Linked DNA regions of Mus musculus: region 2 is linked to region 1. Evidence: chromatin loops called from intact Hi-C (ENCODE). Cell type or tissue: left cerebral cortex. All regions are shown on one strand. Links, peaks and the distances in the headings refer to the core of each region. The heading gives the core; the rest is flanking DNA. Region 1 has its middle 5.9 kb from the start of Chrnb3. Region 2 overlaps Gm1698 (a long non-coding RNA gene).

Evidence for each region. A loop is a pair of places that touch in the nucleus more often than their neighbours do. Peaks named below come from ENCODE experiments on the same cell type or tissue, not always from the same donor. Only the 100,000 strongest peaks of a DNase experiment are listed, where the experiment ranks them.
Region 2: it touches region 1 in a loop (7-fold over the local background); 5 of 42 quality-filtered maps call a loop at or near these places.

What each region holds. Positions count from the first base shown.
Region 1 is chr8:27,357,542-27,368,082 of GRCm38, forward strand. No RefSeq gene overlaps it. Among named protein-coding and RNA genes, the nearest start is that of Chrnb3, 5.9 kb to the right of the region's middle. In left cerebral cortex, for the core only: CTCF peaks have their summits at 3,182 (motif pointing right) and 4,889 (motif pointing right); DNase peaks (open chromatin) are centred at 4,534 and 4,877; H3K4me3 peaks cover 191 bases.
Region 2 is chr8:27,620,238-27,630,778 of GRCm38, forward strand. Gm1698 (a long non-coding RNA gene) reads left to right here. Exons shown (of 14, transcript XR_378846.2): 14 at 1-216. Among named protein-coding and RNA genes, the nearest start is that of Gm1698, 43 kb to the left of the region's middle. In left cerebral cortex, for the core only: a CTCF peak has its summit at 6,119 (motif pointing left); a DNase peak (open chromatin) is centred at 6,113.

The sequences.
Region 1 (10,541 bases), core at 1,158-9,157:
TTAGGTAAAGTAATAACAGGTACACTAGAGGGTCTCCACTAGGAGCAAACAAACTCAATGGACAAAGGAAAAACTTGGTCGGAATTGCATTCAAAGATGACTACTCAGGAAAGTAAAGAGTATTCAGGGGACTCTTCCCAGCTGTGAGGAAGAAAAAAAAAATCACCTGGCATTCTATACTGAGCGTGATTGCTCCTCAGATCAAAGTGTATCTGCTTTAACATTCAGAACAAAGGTGGTCATGGTCCTCACCTGGATGTCCATGGCTTAAAATCTGATGCCAAACTTAAGTAAATCCTGAATGCTTAGTTCACCTTGCCTAGGATGGGAAGTGCTTACTGTGTGTGTAAGGTGAGTACTTGGGCTGAGGGGCAGTGAATATGGAAATGAGGAAGGCACAGGGCTGATAGATGCATGCAGAACAGAGGGATTCCCAGGAGGTAGAGGAGAGAGCCTTACCAAGGTCTCAGAAGTCTTCTTTATATAAGTGCATTTGCTGTCGTTCCTCATCAAATTCCTGCTGAGGTGATTTAAGACTGAACCATATAGATTGCCTTTATCATAAGTCAACAAGTCCATGGTCTCCTTTTGCTGTGTCTGTGAAAAAACGGAGAACATTGCTACCATAAAACCAATCAACCACCAACCCATTGACCCACTTACCACTGACCCACTGACCCACCGACCATTGGCCACTGATCCACTGACCCGCTGACCACTGAGAAGTGTTAGGATTTTGTCAGCACAGCAGGAAGATGACTGACACACAACCCAGAATCTTGATATCAGAGTCTTGATATCTCTACAGGAGTTCTCAGCCTGTGGATCGCTACGACTTTAGCAAACCTCTGTCTCCAAAAATATTTACGTTACAACTCATAACTAGCAAAATTACAGTCTTAAAGTAGCAATGAAAATAATGTTATGGTCTGGGGGTCCTCCCAACACAAGGAGCTGTATTAAAGGATCGTTAGGAAGGTTGAGAACAATAGCTCGCCAAGTAATGGTGGTGCACGCCTTTAATCCCAGCACTTGGGAGGCAGAGGCAGGCAGATTTCTGAGTTTGAAGCCAGCCTGGTCTACAGAATGAGTTCCAGGACAGCCAGGGCTACACAGAGAAACCCTGTCTCGAACAACAGAAAGAAAGAAAGAAAGAAAGAAAGAAAGAAAGAAAGAAAGAAGGAAGGAAGGAAGGAAGGAAGGAAGGAAGGAAGGAAGGAAGGAAGGAAGGAAAAAAGAGAAAAGAAAAAGAAAGAAAGGGAGAACCATGGCTCTTGACTGTAGGCAATAGAGGGGCGGTTCACAGGGCTCCATTTTGATTTTTAGGGTATATGCTGAGTATGGAGAGAATGTGACTTGGTGCTAAGTGGTTGTGGTATACACTTTGAAGGATGATAAGTAGAGATCACATAGACACTTGAGTGGATAGATGCATTTAGAAATGTGTGCATCTGGAAGAAGCTGAGGAGGAGGGCAACCCCATAGGAAGACCAGCAGTCTCAACTAACATAGACCCTTGAGATCTCTCAAACACTGAGTCACCAACCAGACAGCATAGACCAGCTGATATGATTGGCTACAGCAGAGGACTGCCTGGTCTGGCTTCAGTGAGAGAAGATGTACCTAACCCTCGAGAAACTTGAGGCCCCGGGGGGTGGGGAGGCCTGGTGGGGCGAGGTGTGGTGTGGTGGGGGTGTGGGGACATTCTCTTGGTGTCAGGGCTGGGGGGGAGGAGGAATGGGACAAGGAACTGTCAGAGGGTGGACTGGGCGCGGGGGGGGGGGGATAGCGACTGGGCTGTAAAAAAAGATTAAAGATAATTAAAAAAGAAATGTGTGGACCACACTGTCACTGAATCCCCCAGTCAGCAGATGTACATTTTCAGGTTGTCAGGCTGAAGAACAGAAAAGATGGTGATGGTTTATAGCCTTTGAGGATCCAGTGTGAGGGAGGTATTATCATGCATGTAAAGGCCAGGGAAATACGCAGAGGTCAGCGTTGGAGACACTGGCTGGCTTACTGAGCAGCCTTGTGGACTCTCACTCAAAACCCACAGTGAGTTCACATTTCAGAGTCTGAGCACTCCTTTTCTGTCTTTTAGTACTAATGCCAGTGGAACTGGTGTACATCGTGGCTGAAAATGAAGAATTCCTGGACAGAGGACCGTCCTGGGCACAGCAGGCCAGTGAGTCACCCAATAACAACAAACACGCGGCGAATTCACACCCCCAGAGGGATCTTAGAGCCCACTGACCTGTTCCTTGTGGCTGTGGCTGCAGACTCCTTGACCAGGACCACAAATATTTTAAACACCAATCAGCCTCATACTCAACCAATCAATGTCTTGGAGCACCATCTCGATGTTCCGCTGTCTGCTTTCCTTTAAAACGGTAACTTTTTAATATTGGTGCATTATAAGTTCAACAGTGACGCAGATGTGCATTTCTAAGACGTTCAAAATATATATCAGACAAATATGAATTTCTTAAGCGGCAGAATTTTCAACAGATACAAAGCATTTAGAAACAACAGGCAGTGATGTGATTGATGTGTATGAAGTCACATGCAAACCAGGTGAGTGTCTAGGAATGATTTTAGTTAATATTTAGGAAAACAATACATTAAATTAAAATCAATTAAAATATCACTTTACTCTTACAATCTCCAATTCTTCCAGGAAGTATAACAGGTTTTTAGATTTTAATATGTATATGGTAAGAGAGCCCGACACATTAACTGTAGTCAAGAACTATATGAAATAGGAAGTCATGAGAATTTATTAACCATTTACAAATGACCGCTTATACCTAGTTCTCATGATCCCTAGATAAGAAAAACAGTTACCTACTCTTATTAACACCCGAGATGATACTGCATAATATAATTAATCAGAACGACATTTTGACTGATGATTAATAATTTGTAGGAAATTCATTCACCTATACAATGTTTCATTATGAAGTTAATTAATTGAGCAATATTAAACAATTTTAAGCTCCATTATTCTGACATTTCTAGAAGTATTATTCGTGATGCCACTTAAGCTAAAAAGAAAATGATACATTATGGCTTTTATTTAAGATCTATCTATCTATTATTTATTTTTGTGCATGAAATTTGACTCCTCCATCCCCCCCCCCCGCCCCGTACTACATGCATGCAATGCCTGTAGCTGCCAGAAGAGGGCATCAGTTACCCAGGGATTGCCGTTTGAGATGCTTATGAACTTCCGTGTTCTTGCTGGGAACCGAACTGCATGCATGTGTACCACACGGTGCTTGGAGAGCTCTGGAGAGGACACTGGATCTGCTGGAACTGGAGTTCTGGATGGCTGTGAGCTGTATTGTTTAAGGCTCTTGAAGGACCCTCCCAAGCAGCTGGGACTGATCCTTCATCTCATCCATCTTGATGAGGAAGAAATCTGAAGCCACAACCGTTATTTGTACGAAATCACACAGTTATTGAGGGACCAAAGTCAAGTTTCTTGACGCTTGTTCCAGTGTCCTTTCAAACGTCATTACCTGTAACCACCCCTGTCAGGCATAGCTGCAGGCCACCCAACCAAACCCACCACGGAAATGATTGCCTGTAACCACCGGTGCCAGTCTCAATTACACCATTGCCTGTAACAACCTCTGCCTGCCAGGGGCTTCAGCAGAAGGTATCTGTCGGTCACAGACAAGGCCTCCTTAACTTACTTTGTTGAAAGCTGACAAGCAATAGTGGAATGACAGAGTGGTACAGAAGTGGAGGAATATGTGCCTTCACACAAGAGGAACGAAACCTCAGACCAGTGGTCCTCAACCTTCCTAATGCTGTGACTCCTTAGTATGAGTTCCTCATGTTGTGGTGACCCCAACCAAAATTTATTTTGATTGCTACTTCATAAATAATTTTGCTGTTGTTATGAATCTCATAATGTAAATATCAGATAGGCAGGTCGTCTGATGTGCAATCCCTGTGTAAATCGGGGTTGGCTCCCAAAGGGGGTCTCCACCCACAGGTTGAGAGTCTATGCCTTAGGGCGGAGCAAAAAATAAAGGGGGCGGAGCAGGCAGCCACACCCCTGGAACTCTCGCAAGGTTACACTCACTTTCTTATTTAATGACCTTCACTTCAGGGCCTTTGCAGCCCACACAGCACAAGGCCTCTCCTGAACCCCCTCTCTTTGTAGGAGGTGACTGTGGTTTGGTTTCACTGTCGTTAGCTGTTTGTACCTGGCCCCTGTGGTGACTTAACTCGGAAGCAGAGGTCAGTCAGTGGACGGTGGGTTGCGGCGCATCTTCTCTTCAGAAGCTCATGGTCCAGGTTCAGTTGCACTGCTTCAGTCTCCAGAGGAAAGGATCAAGGTTTGTGTTTCTCACAAGCTCTGAGCTGACTGGAAAGTTAGGGGTAGGTCCGCGCCCTGCCAGTGTGTGATTGATGTAAAGGGCATCCATGTAAGTCTCTCAACGGTGCTCGGTGCTCAGCACAATCACTGGGTCCTGGCTGGGTGCTAGCTCTGCATCGAGCATCAACAAATCCACCTGGAGCGCCTCCAGCCTGTGGGCTGCGCTAGATCTCCCCCTTGGGAGCTGTCTGTGGAAGGGCGGAGCTGCTTGGGGAAGGGCGGAGCTGTCTGTAGAAGGGCGGAGCTGCTTGGGGAAGGGCGGAGCTGTCTGTAGAAGGGCGGAGCTGCTTGGGGAAGGGCGGAGCTGCCTGAGGAAGGGCGAGCTCTCTGTGGAAGGGCGGAGTTGCTGAATGATACCCACCTCCGGCTGGTACAGAGTTTGGAATATATGTAGAACTCACTATTTTAATTTAAATGTAAGGAAAATTAGTATCTAAAGTTAACGCTCCTTTAAAAGAATCGTGTCCAGGAGGACCTGCAGTGTAATACATTATCCATTAGAGGGCGCCCAAGTCACACACCCAACCTTTACTGTTCTTACCGCTGTAGGCAATTTAAGTGCTCAGTGCTGTAGCTAGGGCTAGAGAGTAAGCTGTCATTCTGAAGATTGTCTTTTTTTTCTTTTCTTTCTAAACCTGGTGTAAATAAAAAGCACATATAGAGAGGTTAAGGACAACTTGTAGGATTCAGTTCTCCCCAGCTACCACGTGAGTTCAGGATTATCAAACTCAGGTCTCAGGTTTAACAGCAAGTGCCTTGACCCGCTGAACCAGCCCACTGGCCCTCTTTCAACAACTTTTGCAAAGCTCTATGAACTTAACCACCTTGAGCACTCAGTTGAATGAATGTCTTTGATGGCAGAGAATAATTACATGAAACTGAGAATTCCTAAGACTGGTCTTGGGCAGCTTGCCCTCAATAGAATCATCTGACACATGCACTTTTTTTTTTTTTTTTTGTATGGTGAAATGTAGTATAAGAAAACATTTACCCAGGGAGGTCAAAAGACCTGGGGGTCTAGGAAAGAAAGTATTAGCAACTAGCAAGAGCCAGGAGCTAAAAGTAGGGAAATGGAGTCTGGAGGAGCTATCTCTTTGCTACATAAAGCTTGTGTGTGACAGCTAAGCCCCTCACCACCAATATTCTACAAGAACAAAACCAAAGCCCAAGATGGCTGGATGGTAGAGTCATTGTAGAGAATCACAGGGGCAAACTGGCTGCAAAGTCAGGGTCAGAACTGATTCTCCTTATGATGGTTTGTATATTCTTGATCCAGGGAAGGGGTACTATGAGGAGGTGTGGGCCTGGTGGAGTAGGTGTGTCATTGTGTGCATGGGCTTAAGACCCTCTTCCTAGCTTCCTGGAAGCCAGTATTCTCCTAGCAGCCTTCAGATGAAGATGTAAAAACTCTCAGCTTCTCCTGCACCATGCCTGCCTGGATGCTGCCATGTTCCCATCTTGATGATAATGGACTCTGAACCTGTAAGCCAGCCCCAATTAAATGTTGTCCTTTATAAGAGTTGTCTTGGTCATGGTGTCTGTTCACAACAGTAAAACCCTAACTAAGACACACCTATAGTTTAGCATTTCATATCTTTGGACTGTTTCCAGAGCCCTAAGCCATAAGGACCAGTTCTGCATCTAAGTACTCACTAGCAATGGGGGACACAGAGCCTGAAGTGGCCATCTCCCAGAACCAGGAAGGACTTTCAATGGAGGGATTGGGACACCAGCCCAGCCACAAAACCTTTGACCTAGAAATTGTCCTGCATACAAGATAATCTGGGGTAAAGGTGGCTCAGAAAATGTGGGAATGGCCAACCAATGACTGGTCCAACTTGAGACCCATTTCATGAGAGGGAGCCTACCCCAACACTGCTAGGAGGACCAGGAATGCCCAGAGACCTAGGGCAGAACCAAACACACAAATGGCAAAAGAAAAAATAACAGTCAATGAAATGATTCCTAATGATATGCTGCCACACTCACACATTGATAACTTAACCCAACTGACATCAGGGAGGCTTCACCCAGCAACTGATGAAGACAGATACGGAGGACCACAGCCAAACATTAGGTGGAGCTTGGGGAATCCTGTGAAAGACGGTTTTGTAGGAGCCAGAGGGGACAATGGCTCCATAAGAAAACCCACAGAACCAACTAACCTGGGCCTGTAGGGGGCTCTCAGAGACTGAACCACCAACCAGGAAGCCTGCACAGGATCTAGGCCCTCTGCACATATGTTACTGTTGCGTAGCTTGGTCTGCTTGTGGGACTCCTGACAGCAGGAGCTGTGTCTGTCTGTGCTGCCTGCCTTTGGGACCCTTTCCCCCTACTGGGCTATCTTGTCTAGCCTCAATAGGAGAGGAGGTCCCTAGTCCTACTGCAACTTGATGTGCCAAGGCTGGTCGATAGCCATGGGAGACCTGCCATTTTCTGAGGAGAAATGGAGGAAGAGGGGAGGAGGGGAGGCGAGTAAGTGGGAAGGGGAAATTGTCAGGGGAAACTGTGATAGGATGTAATACACACACACACACACACACACACACACACACACACACACACACACACACACATACAATATAGTTACAGTTTTGGCCCAAACTTGGGAGAGAACCATTCTTGAGTTCTCAATCTGCCTCTGCTTTCTGTACATCTGAGTTAAAGCTCAAAATAAGGATGGAGCAAGGACTGAGAGTGCCCGTGAGTGCATGCTTACCAATAGATACAATGTAGTCATTTTAATGAGTGGTTTAAAGAAAACCATATAGCAGAAAAACATATTTAGTATTGAATTCACATGCATTTAGACACTGATGAAGCTAATATCTTTCTTTAGCATGGGTCAACCACCTCAGGCCTTTTTGGCTGCCATCTGCAGTGGATGATGAAGCTGTGGGGTTGGATTTGGCTCAGTTATCACTTGGTGCTTATACTTATGCGGTTTTCCAAGGCTCTCAACCTTCCTGATGCTGCCACTCCTTGATTACAGTTCGTCATGTTGTGGTGACCCCATACCCCCCAACCATAAAATTATTTTCATGGCTAGTTCATAAATGTCATTTTGCCACTGTTGCAAATCGTAAACACCTATGTTTTCTGATGATCTTTTGGGGGTCACGACCCACCTGTTGAGGACCAATGCTTTAAGGTGTCAAATGTGACAGGACTATGTGTCCAACCACCAGAGCCCCTCCCCTCGGTTGAGATGCTCTAGCCAATCATTGCCTTTGTTACATCTACTCATTTAGCTCTGGATCCACTCACTTAGGCTTTGGAACTACCCACGACTCTCCCCTGCATCTTCCTTCCTTGTTTGTCTTAATAGCATCAGATTTTATGGTATAAATAATCAGCTGAAGAATATAAGCTAGCTAGTTCTTTAGTTGGGTGTGGACTCCTGAGGGCAAGCATGGAAGCATGTTCACACACATTAGAAGGAAGGAACCTGACTGGAGAGATGGCTCAGCGGTTGAAAGCACTGACTGCTCTTCCAGAGGTCCTGAGTTCAATTCCCAGAAACCACATGGTGGCTCACAACCATCTGTAAAGGAATCTGATGCTGTCTTGTGGTGTGTTTGAAGACAGTGATACTGTACTCAAATACATGAAATAAATAAATGAATCTTTAAAAAGAAGAAGAAAAGTAGAAGAAGAAGGAAGAAGAAGGAAGAAGGAAGAAGGAAGAAGGAAGGAAGGAAGGAAGAAGAAGAAGAAGAAGAAGAAGAAGAAGAAGAAGAAGAAGAAGAAGAAAAGTGAGGAACCAGACCTTGATGGTGGCTGGATCAGGAAAGTTGTTGAGAGTTCTTTTTGTTGTTGTTATTTTTGTGCTTTGTGAATTTTTTTATAGTTATATTTTATGTGTGTCAGTGTTTTGTGTGCACGTATGTCTGTGTGAGAGTTTCGGATCTTGGAGTTAAAGACAGTTTGAGCTGCCATGTGGGTGCTGGGATTTGAACCTGAGTCCTCTGGAAGAGTAGTCAGTGCTCTTAAACCACCAAGCCATCTCTCCAGCCCTGATAAACATTCTTATTAGCATTAGGACAAGCCTATGCTTCCTCATGGTTTAAAACCCACTCAGCATGACCTACTTTCCCAAGGGGAACCGTGCCTGCTTTACCACACTTTCCTTTCATCCCTCTTGAGAGTACACCCTTTATGGAGACAGTCCGGGAGAGCCTCAGAGCCCCCAGGAGCCTCTTCCATCAGCAGACAACATTGGGACAGTATGGATCTACAGAGTTTTGCCCTAGACTGCAGCTTGCTCTCCAGTGACAGTGGAGAACACCTGGTTATTTTTGCTTGTGTGGCCACACACAGTATTTCCCCTGGCTAAGGTGCTTTACTCCTACATAGCTCAAGAAGAGCATTCGTACCTGGCTCAGGAGGGCACTCTGAGAGATAAGCCGTGCTTTGTTCACGGTGTGGTCTTTAACCCCATCCATTCTTCAGGAAGGGAGGCAGGCATTTGTGTTTGCTGAGACATCAAAGCAGAAGCTATGCGCAGATGACTTATCTTCCAGCACCGGATGCCCACTCCTCTCTAAAGCCTATGCTCTCTGGAAAGACTGTTGAGCTGTTAGAGTGGATGGGGAGGAGAGTCTCCCTAAAACAGAAGGCAGAAGAGGGCTCCTTAAGACTTAAGAAACAGAGGCCAGCTGTTCCTTCTAGCAAGCAGGACTACTTCTAGTGTGGTGTAGTTTCTGGTGTGCGCCTGTGAGCGTGCATGCTTTCGTGCTTGTGTGTGTGTAGCCCTCAGTGAGGCAGGATCCTAATTCTGGGCTTTCTGCTCTTTATATAGTCCTGGGCATAAAACATGCACCAGGAGCTGCTGCTGCCTATTCCAAAAGGACCAGTTGATGGCCACTGACCTATTCACTGGGGTCAAGACAGACTGGAGGCTACCAGGGCGTGTAAACCTCCCAGACTCTTTTGCTGTCCTGGAGAAAAAGACGGGAATCTTCTAATGGTGAGATTGAATTTCCTGCCCCGTGATGGGAGAACAAGAATGCTTACATATGATTCCCCAGGAGAAAAAGGGATTCTTGCTGAACATCAGGGCAAGTGATGACCACTTTATTCCTGAGACAGCATGGCTTCTTCCTCTGAGGACTAATTTTTTTTTTCTCTTTAAGCTGAGGGTAGAGACAGCAATTTACAATTTGCTATCTAAGAAAATGAACACTGGAATGCACTTTTTCTTTTTCATCAAAGCAAATTTGTTAATGGAGAGACTTATGTTACATATGTAAAGGAAAGCAAAAAGACCTAGAGTTTATTTCATATGTAAATCATGGACCAAAACGGCTGAAGCTGCTCTATGGAATGTTGATATTATTTACTAAATTAACCCACGTCACATTCGTTTTTAAAATAACAATTAGTTATCTTGATATTTAATCTATTTCATCACAATTATTATCACATCATATTCATTGTCATCATAATAGTAAATTAAACAACAATGTTTAACAACTGTTAAGCTCTTGTTGTGCTAATAATTGATTCTAAAGACCCTATCCCAAGGAATCCTCTATTTTATAAGGAAAGCTATTAGTCTATCTTTAGAGACAAAGAATCTAAACACAAAGTGGTTAACCTCTTCCTCCAAGTATGAAACAATGCCCACCCTGACCCACTCCCACCAGTCACAGAAGTCCCGAGAAGGAAGTAGCTCGGACAAGATGTTTGAGCAGTTCATACTTTTTGTGTGTTCATTTGTCCAGGACCAATCTTAAATATCAGTGTATGACAGGCCATGGAGACCCAGCAGGCCTTCCACAGGTGCTTGGGGTCTACATCAGAGACAGCAGGAGGAACAGAGGATGTGGGCCAGAATAACAAAGGGAGCCTAAGCCGGGTGGATGGGAGGCCAGAGCATGGGACTCCTGCCTTCTGGGGCAGAACTCCTTTCATCATGTGACATTTCACCCCAGAGCAGCCCGGGCATCTGGAGGCTGCTAATGGGACATCCTCGCCAGCCTGTTCCAGCCTGTTCATGGCTTAGACACAAGCCCAAGTCAGGGGCCCATGGATCTCAGAACTGAAATCTGTGTGAGTTCCAATCAATCTTTTGTTACTAGCTATTGATCTCAGATCTTTGTCCCGATGACAGGAAGCTGACTGACACATGCTAGTAGAAGATAAATGA
Region 2 (10,541 bases), core at 1,802-9,801, 260 kb after region 1:
ATGCAGGACTCAATGTGGCAGTCTTGATATGTCCCAGTGATATCTCTTAGGACCACAGCATCTACACTGAACATCCAGCTATCTTTTCTCACCATAGCCTTGGAAATTTGGCTTCAGCCGAAGCAACAGCCCCTGATCCAGGTGCCACCTACCAGCAAAGATGACAAAGCATTGCCCATAATAATTTTTTTAATTAAAAAGTATATTATCATCTTTTTTCTCTTTTCTTTCTTGTCTTCTCTTTGAGATCAAGAAGATTTTTTTTTCATCATTTTTTTTTTGCTTTTTCATTTTTTATGCTTTCTCATTATTCTCAAGTGACCTAAGTAATTATAATGCATTTTATTTTCAGTTAACAAAGTTGTGATGTCTTAGCATCTTCACTGTTTTCCGACACTGTTGTCCTCAAGGAGAAAAATGACCATTAAATCATAATCCCAGTTCCTCACCTCTTCTTTCTCTGTAACCTTCCTCCCCCTAGCACATGGCTTCTTACAACCCTCACCTATGTTTTCCTTCCTCTCTTCATGTGACTGCAGAACAGCTTGGAGTCCTACCATCAACCTGACCCCTTTTCCAAGACCCCTTGGTAATTGCCCAGTACACTGAGGAGAAACCCACACAGAATGGTCTTTTGTACATTTTTTTTCTTTTTTAGCATACATCACATGTTTTTTTCCCAAGCATCCTTTGCTTAAGAAAGAAAAGTTCACTAAAAGTTGAAACACAAATTCAAATCATAAATTGAATAAGACGTTTACAACAGAGATGTTCATATGTTTCCATTAAGAGTAGGGACATTTATTTTCCTCCACTAGCTCCACGGGTTCACTGAAAATTAAAAAAAATATAGTTCTTGTGACTAAGTGAGCATTGAAGTTTTGTTTAGATATACCCAGTCAATATTTTATCTTCCGTCCTTGGACCTTCATTAAATTATTGGTTCCCCTTTATGGCCCTTTTTATAGCTTCGAGGAATGTGTCCCTAAGTTGCAAATGCCCACTTTCTACCTCAGAAACAATAAACTCATGACACATGAAGACTGGAAGAGTTCTAATGCAATTTTCATATTAGAGGGGCTTTAATAGTAGTCCTATTATAAAAAGCTTAATAATAACTAGTATAATTTTAGGAATTCTCATGGGATCATCATTAAGAATTAAGAAATCATCGATTTGTCTACATAGTATTACTACAAGATAGTATATCTTGTTTGATCTGCAGAAATAGCCAATAGGGTGGACTAATGCCCAAGAATTATATAATATTAATTTTATAAGGACAGGAAAGGAATATCAGCTGCAGGAAGCATTTCCTGAGATAGTCTGCTGGGCTTTGCCTCTCAGAGGCTCTTTTAGTTTAGTTCCACTGTAAAGCATCTCTAGAAGATCATCGCTAGCTTTTAGCCTTTGCTAGATGGCTCTTGAAATGTAAATATTCATTCTTTTGAAAATTTTGAAATTTTGACATTTTGACATTTTATTTTATTTTATTTATTTATTTTTTGAGACAGGGTTTCTCTGTATAGCCCTGGCTGTCCTCAAACTCACATTGTAGACCAGGCCAGCCTCGAACTCAGAAATCTGCCTGCCTCTCCCTCCCTAGTGCTGGGATTAAAGGCATGCGCCACCACGCCCGGCTGACATTTTAATTTTTTAAAAATTAAATTTAATGTTTACCCCCCCCCCCCCCACACACACACACTTCAGCTTCTAGGAAGCATAAGCCACGTGTACCTGCTGAAATTTATTTTTTCCTGGATTTGATTTGGTGGTAGACAATAGTTTACGGAGACATTTTTTAAAAATTTGAACTAAAATCAGACCTATACACAGTTTCTAATGTTGATACTTTGGTAGTTCCAGAATATGAAGCAGGCTGAATTATGTCAGAACCCTGATTGGCACACCTTTGCTGGTTACACAAGCTGGACAACACTGTCTGGATGTAGTCCAGGAGGAACACCTCTTATGGCCTCAGTGTCCTTCACCAGAGACTTATATGTAACAACAAAAGCTATCTGGATGTGTATTTGCCAGATGCTGGCTGGGCCCTGGTAACCCAGTGACTGTTGGGGGATCATGGCTCACACTAGAGCATGTGGGGAGTAACTCAGAAAGCTGGGTGGAGAGTCAGAGCACAGTTCTTCCCCCTAGTGGGATCATTTACCTCCTACTTATTCTCTTGGAAACCTCAGCTGCCTGTAGAGATGAGCTGCCTTCCTCTCCTTTTCTAGAGACTAAAAGTAATGCCCACATCTGTGTATAATGCTCTAGCCAAGACTCAAAGCCTTTGGCAAACATCAGCTCTGTGCACAGCTGTCTGAAGCCTGACAGCTATGTGTTTGAAGGAAGAAGGAAATCCAGGATGTGTTAGAATCAAATGTCAAGGATAATCTATGACTAAGAACAGTAGAAAAATGACTTAAGTGTGCTTCCTAGTTTCAAAAAGTACAATATTAAAATCATATCTAAATAATTATATGGACATATCTATATATATATGTTTTAAATATCATTTTCTTACATATCTTGACTACCACTCAAGAATACCTAGTGATACTTTTGGTATAGCATTGGAAATGTAAATGAGCTAAATACCTAATAAAAAATGGAAAAAAAAAAGAATACCTAGTGATGATCACAATTGATCACATCAAATATTACTTAAGCTAGAATCATGAGATTTTAAAATATATATATTCTGTATTGAATCCAAGGCTTCTCACACACTAAGGAAGGGTCTACCACTAAGTTAGATCCCACTGAGATCTTAATTAGCCCACAGAATTTCTTCCGATTATTCTTTCTTTAATACAAAGACCAAAACAAAGAAGTAAAGTTTTATTTCACATAGATTTTGGTCAATGGTAGAGCATATATAAGACAGTGGTTGCATGATGATTCTGTAGCCAGGGTTACATGTGGTATAAAAGCATAACTCACCAGTCTGTGATGAAGCTGTAATGAGTCAATTGTTCATCACATTAAAGCACAGGATATAGAATAAAGCATATAGCGTTACGCTGCTATAACCAACACTTGATAATGATAGGAAGTGGCCCAAGAACTGCTGTACTGCACACTGGATCATCATTGCAAAATGTGCTCCACATCCACTAAATATTCTTGCTGTCCTGTTGGAATTCACATTTAGCCCTGTCTAGCCAAATGCCTGGCACAATGTAAAACACACAGTAGGATCTTGGAGTAAGCTTGTTAAGATAGATAATTTGGTAATTAGTGTCACCGTGATTGTCCATATAATAACACCCAGGCAAAAGTTCCTAATTTTTGTGCAAGGAAAGGAAAGGGTGTGGGGGAAAAGTAGACATCATTGTCTGTTTTTCACTATGAACATAATGGTGTAGAATATAAGAAGACATGATGTTGACTCCTTGGGTCCTAGCCACCTGCTCCTAGCCACCTGCACCTAGCCACTTGCCGATGACTGATTATTATCTCCTGCCACTGGGGCAGTGGTGGCTGCAGAAGAGGCCCTGCAGCCCATCTTGTTCTGTTCCCCCCACCCCCTCAGAGAGCTGCAACTCTTTGGCCTCTCCTGCTGGGATAGAGTCCTGCAGATCCCGCTGGATAGTTTGTACTCCTTCAGAATAAGATGACCCGGGAGACAAAGACTTATCTTGACATTCATTGTAACTATAGAGTTAGTAAAATACAGTGGATATAACCAGATTTTCATCAAAGATCTCTGGAGGTCCCGATGGACATGTGGTCAGTGACCCAACTCCATGTGCTGACCATAATGTGCATAGAGTGCCCAGAACAAACAAAACCTTTTTCGCTATTGCTGAATTATTTTGTCTGAAAATATCTTTGTGTGAAATCTTCAAACTATACTATGTTACTGTATTTGTACAATATTCCCTCAGCAGTAATCTAATCAAATGCACAAAAGGAAAACATCACCGCAAGAAACCAGTTTGAGATTTAAAATGACATCATCCCTCAGGTGCTCAGCAGATAAACCAATAGTGGTTGTGTCATATGCAGACACTTCATGGGAATTATAGGAAACATATGAATTAAGACTTTATTCTGGAAGAGACAGGAGCACATGTTTAACTAAGTTAGCAAAATCAAGGGTATTGGTCCCTGTGGAGGGATGGAGTAGATCCAGTCTTGCCCTGACTCCTCCAGTATTTGTTGACTTGCTTTCTTGGGCTGTTTGTAGACTTTCCCCAAGTGTTTGAAAGGCAGCTTCTGATGGCCACAGAACACACCCTGTCAACACTATCATTCCAAAATAAGAACAAGAGGCCACCCTTGTTGGTATCAGGAATCGATTTGGCAGATTGTCTCTGAACTCAGTGACAGCACTCGTAGTCAACAGAGACCTGCACATCTGCTGTCATGGCAATCACATACATTCCTAGAGCCCACTTCCCACCCTTACCCTTACCCGTTAGGGGTTATGTCACAGCCTAAATAAAAGACATACTCTTCCTGACCTTTGCCCCTCTTCCCTTCTTTCTCTCTTTTCTCCTTTTGTCTCCATTCTGTCCTCCAATAAACCTCTGCCACATGGAACTGCACTGTCCTGGTGTGGTCTGTCAGGTTGCAAGCCATGATTCCAACACAACAACCCTACTCAGCTCCAAGGTCCAAAGTCTTGGGAGGAAGAAAATCCTATAGTACACAAAGTACTACCAAGACATTTTTTTTTTGTTCCAGGCTCCAGTGTCATTAGCAAGGAGATTTTATTAGCCCTGTTTTCATGTAAAACTTTGATATTTTCTTCTTTTAATGTACCAATTTCAGTCTTCACAATCTTTGCATCCTATAGGTCTCAAATTGTACTCAGGTACTTTTACCTATAGATGTAAGGATTTGAAAATTCCCTCCGAGGTGCCCACTCACCTTCTCCTGTTTATTTGGCCTAGGACCCCCACCCATATGATGGTACAATTTACATTCTCTCTATTAAATATTCCAGGGACCTCCTTCATAGACAAACTTAGAAGTGTGTTTCCATGGTGACCTGACGTTGCATCAAATTGCTAAGAGGTTAACCATCACACATCCTTTGGGCTGAAAAGTACTGCAGACTCTTACACATTGGGATTCTAAATGCTTTAGTTGGAGCAGGCTGGGTGCTAGATGGCACATAATAGAAAAAATAAAACCTTTTCTGCATCCAGGTTTTGTGAAGCAAATTTATGTCCCCTCCCCATGTACCCACATATATTCCTATTTCAAAGATCAACGTTACCTCTGTATTGCTCTTCTTTATACAGCAGGGAGAGTAAACTCGAGCAGAAATCTTGAAAGAATGGGGAAACCATTTGCTCTAAAGTGAACAGGTTGCTTTTTGTTTGTTTTGTTTTATTTTGTTTTCCTTCATAAGGTTTGGAGTTACACAGTGTGTGTGTGTGTGTTTTGTGTCTGCCTTCTTTCACTTGGCATAATTATTTTGAGATTCTCCAACACTCTGCATATATTAGAACTCCATTCTTTCACATTTTTTTCTATTCCTGAGTTGTATTGCACTGGATGGATATGCCACAACTTATTTGTGCATTTGTTGGTGAACATTTGAAATTATTAAAATTTCGTGAATAAAGCAAAACACCTCTGTTCTTGCATTTTCCAAAATATATACACTTAGGGGTTGTGTTATTTCAGGTGAAATAAATTATTTGGCTTTTCAGAAAGGCAAGAGGGTAAAATAAGAAATATGAAGAAAAGGATAAAGAAATGAAGGTCAAAACACATAGGATTTAAAATGAAACCCATGGTTCTTAGAGCCAGAGAAAAGTGGGCTTGGAGGGAGGCTCTGTGTCTAGTCATATCTGGATAAATGAGCACATCTTTACAAACATCAAGGTTTCTATTAATGAGGATGCCACCATACAGTGTTGATGAGATTACTAAATTCTATGAGATGACCCATGGGAAGTGCACAGGAACTGCTTAATAATTGGTGGCTCTCACACCTCCCCGGGATAGGGAAGAGCAGGCTGGAGGAACTCTCAGATTCCTCAGTCATATCTTCCTTTGGGACACACTTGGCTCCTAATGTTCTCCAGATTCAAATTCCCACACCAGCTGCTCTCTACCCACCAGACCTGTGGAGATTGAACAATGCTCTGCTGCCATCCTCTGGCATGCTTAAATTTACAACTGCTGACTGCTATTTAAGACAGTCTCACATCAGAGCTCTCAGGAATGGACATGATAGACTTTAATACAGTGAACATTGGGGAATGGGATGTCACGGGAGAAAAAGGGTTTGCTTTGTGAGAAATGAAAGTTGTTGAGTTTGATACCACGCTGAAGCTAAGAGATTAGACCATGTGTTGAAGACTCTTCTAATTTATTCCTTGGATTCTATAAAATACATTTTAGAAACGATTGAAGTTTGGCATAGCTACAAATACATTAGCAAAATTTATAATTATATAAAAATCTTTTCGGGAACCTGAGACTGCGGTACATAGGGAGGCAGACTACCCGGGCCTGACCTGGGGCACAAGCCCCTTCCGCTCCACTCGAGCCCCGGGTTACCTTGCCAGCAGAGTCGCCTGACACCCACAAGGGCCCACACAGGATTCCACAAGGGATCCTAAGACCTCTAGTGAGTGCCTCCAAGAAGAAGCGGGAGAGAGCACATACTAGCAGCTTGACAACACATCTAAAAGCTCTAGAAAAAAAGGAAGCAAATTCACCCAAGAGGAGTAGACGGCAGGAAATAATCAAACTCAGGGGTGAAATCAACCAAGTGGAAACAAGAAGAACTATTCAAAGAATTAACCAAACGAGAAGTTGGTTCTTTCAAAAAATCAACAAGATAGATAAACCCTTAGCTAGACTCACTAAAGGGCACAGGAACAAAATCCTAATTAACAAAATCAGAAATGAAAAGGGAGACATAACAACAGATCCTGAAGAAATCCAAAATACCATCAGATCCTTCTACAAAAGGCTATACTCAACAAAACTGGAAAACCTGGACGAAATGGACAAATTTCTGGACAGATACCAGGTACGAAAGTTGAATCAGGATCAAGTTGACCATCTAAACAGTCCCATATCACCTAAAGAAATAGAAGCAGATATCAATAGTCTCCCAGCCAAAAAAAGCCCAGGACCAGACGGGTTTAGTGCAGAGTTCTATCAGACCTTCAAAGAAGATCTAATTCCAGTTCTGCACAAACTATTTCACAAAATAGAAGTAGAAGGTACTCTACCCAACTCATTTTATGAAGCCACTATTACTCTGATACCTAAACCACAGAAAGACCCAACAAAGATAGAGAACTTCAGACCAATTTCTCTTATGAATATCGATGCAAAAATCCTCAATAAAATTTTTGCTAACCGAATCCAAGAACACATTAAAGCAATCATCCATCCTGACCAAGTAGGTTTTAATCCAGGAATGCAGGGATGGTTTAATATACGAAAATCCATCAATGTAATCCATTATATAAACAAACTCTAAGAGAAAAACCACATGATCATCTCATTAGGTACAGAAAAAGCATTTGACAAGATTCAACACCCATTCATGATAAAAGTTTTGGAAAGATCAGGAATTCAAGGCCCATACTTAAACATGATAAAAGCAATCTACAGCAAACCAGTAGCCAACATCAAAGTAAATGGAGAGAAGCTGGAAGCAATCCCACTAAAATCAGGGTCTAGACAAGGCTGCCCACTTTCTCCCTACCTTTTCAACATAGTACTTGAAGTATTAGCCAGAGCAATTCGACAACAAAAGGAGATCAAGGGGATACAAATTGGAAAAGAGGAAGTCAAAATATCACTTTTTGCAGATGATATGATAGTATATATAAGTGACCCTAAAAATTCTACCAGAGAACTCCTAAACCTGATAAACAGCTTCAGTGAAGTAGCTGGATATAAAATAAACTCAAACAAGTCAATGGCCTTTCTCTATACAAAGAATAAACAGGCTGAGAAAGAAATTAGGGAAACAACACCCTTCTCAATAGTCACAAATAATATAAAATATCTTGGCATGACTCTAACTAAGGAGGTGAAAGATCTGTATGATAAAAACTTCAAATCTCTGAAGAAAGAAATTAAAGAAGATCTCAGAAGATGGAAAGATCTCCCATGCTCATGGATTGGCAGGATCAACATTGTAAAAATGGCTATCTTGCCAAAAGCAATCTACAGATTCAATGCAATCCCCATCAAAATTCCAACTCAATTCTTCAACGAATTAGAAGGAGCAATTTGCAAATTCATCTGGAATAACAAAAAACCTAGGATTGCAAAAAGTCTTCTCAAGGATAAAAGAACCTCTGGTGGAATCACCATGCCTGACCTAAAGCTTTACTACAGAGCAATTGTGATAAAAACTGCATGGTACTGGTATAGAGACAGACAAGTAGACCAATGGAATAGAATTGAAGACCCAGAAATGAACCCACACACCTATGGTCACTTGATCTTTGACAAGGGAGCTAAAACCATCCAGTGGATGAAAGACAGCATTTTCAACAATTGGTGCTGGCACAACTGGTTGTTATCATGTAGAAGAATGCGAATCGATCCATACTTATCTCCTTGTACTAAGGTCAAATCTAAGTGGATCAAGGAACTTCACATAAAACCAGAGATACTGAAACTTATAGAGGAGAAAGTGGGGAAAAGCCTTGAAGATATGGGCACAGGGGAAAAATTCCTGAACAGAACAGCAATGGCTTGTGCTGTAAGATTGAGAATTAACAAATGGGACCTAATGAAACTCCAAAGTTTCTGCAAGGCAAAAGACACCGTCAATAAGACAAAAAGACCACCAACAGATTGGGAAAGGATCTTTACCTATCCTAAATCAGATAGGGGACTAATATCCAACATATATAAAGAACTCAAGAAGGTGGACTTCAGAAAATCGAATAACCCCATTAAAAAATGGGACTCAGAACTGAACAAAGAATTCTCACCTGAGGAATACCGAATGGCAGAGAAGCACCTGAAAAAATGTTCAACATCCTTAATCATCAGGGAAATGCAAATCAAAACAACCCTGAGATTCCACCTCACACCAGTCAGAATGGCTAAGATCAAAAATTCAGGTGACAGCAGATGCTGGCGTGGATGTGGAGAAAGAGGAACACTCCTCCATTGTTGGTGGGATTGCAGGCTTGTACAACCACTCTGGAAATCAGTCTGGCGGTTCCTCAGAAAATTGGACATAGTACTACCGGAGGATCCAGCAATACCTCTCCTGGGCATATATCCAGAAGATGCCCCAACTGGTAAGAAGGACACATGCTCCTCTATGTTCATAGCAGCCTTATTTATAATAGCCAGAAGCTGGAAGGAACCCAGATGCCCCTCAACAGAGGAATGGATACAGAAAATGTGGTACATCTACACAATGGAGTACTACTCAGCTATTAAAAAGAATGAATTTATGAAATTCCTAGCCAAATGGATGGACCTGGAGGGCATCATCCTGAGTGAGGTAACACATTCACAAAGGAACTCACACAATATGTACTCACTGATAAGTGGATATTAGCACCAAACCTAGGATTCCCAAGATATAAGATACAATTTGCTAAACACATGAAACTCAAGAAGAATGAAGACTGAAGTGTGGACACTATGCCCCTCCTTAGAATTGGGAACAAAGCACCCATGGAAGGAGTTACAGAGACAAAGTTTGGAGCTGAGATGAAAGGATGGACCATGTAGAGACTGCCATATCCAGGGATCCACCCCATAATCAGCATCCAAACGCTGACACCATTGCATACACTAGCAAGATTTTATCGATAGGACCCAGATGTAGCTGTCTCTTGTGAGACTATGCCGGGGCCTAGCAAACACAGAAGTGGATACTCACAGTCAGCTAATGGATGGATCACAGGGCTCCCAATGGAGGAGCTAGAGAAAGAACCCAAGGAGCTAAAGGGATCTGCAACCCTATAGGTGGAACAACATTATGAACTAACCAGTACTCCGGAGCTCTTGACTCTAGCTGCATATGTATCAAAAGATGGCCTAGTCGGCCATCACTGGAAAGAGAGGCCCATTGGACAGGCAAACTTTATATGCCCCAGTACAGGGGAACGCCAGAGCCAAAAAGGGGGAGTGGGTGGGTATGGGAGTGGGGGTGTGTGGTTATGGGGGACTTTTGGTATAGCATTGGAAATGTAAATGAGCTAAATACCTAGTAAAAAAAGTAAAAATAAATAAATAAATAAATAAAAATCTTTTCATCTGGTTACTAGTGCTACTTTCTACTTTGAAATACGTATTTATAGTAAAGTTGAATTTAAGTCATCTAAAACAGGAATGAGTGTGATCATCCATGTATCACTTATATTTTGCAAAATAATAGCTCTGTGTGTTGGGTATAGTGTCTAGTGTGAGTTTGTGTGTATATGTATGTTGTGTGTGTATGATGTGTGTGGTGTATAATGTGACTTTGTGTGTGTATGCGTGTTGTGTGAGTTTGTATGCATATGTGTGTTTTGTATATATGATGTGTATGGTATGTGGTGTGAGTTTGTGTGTGTATATGTGTTGTGCGTGTA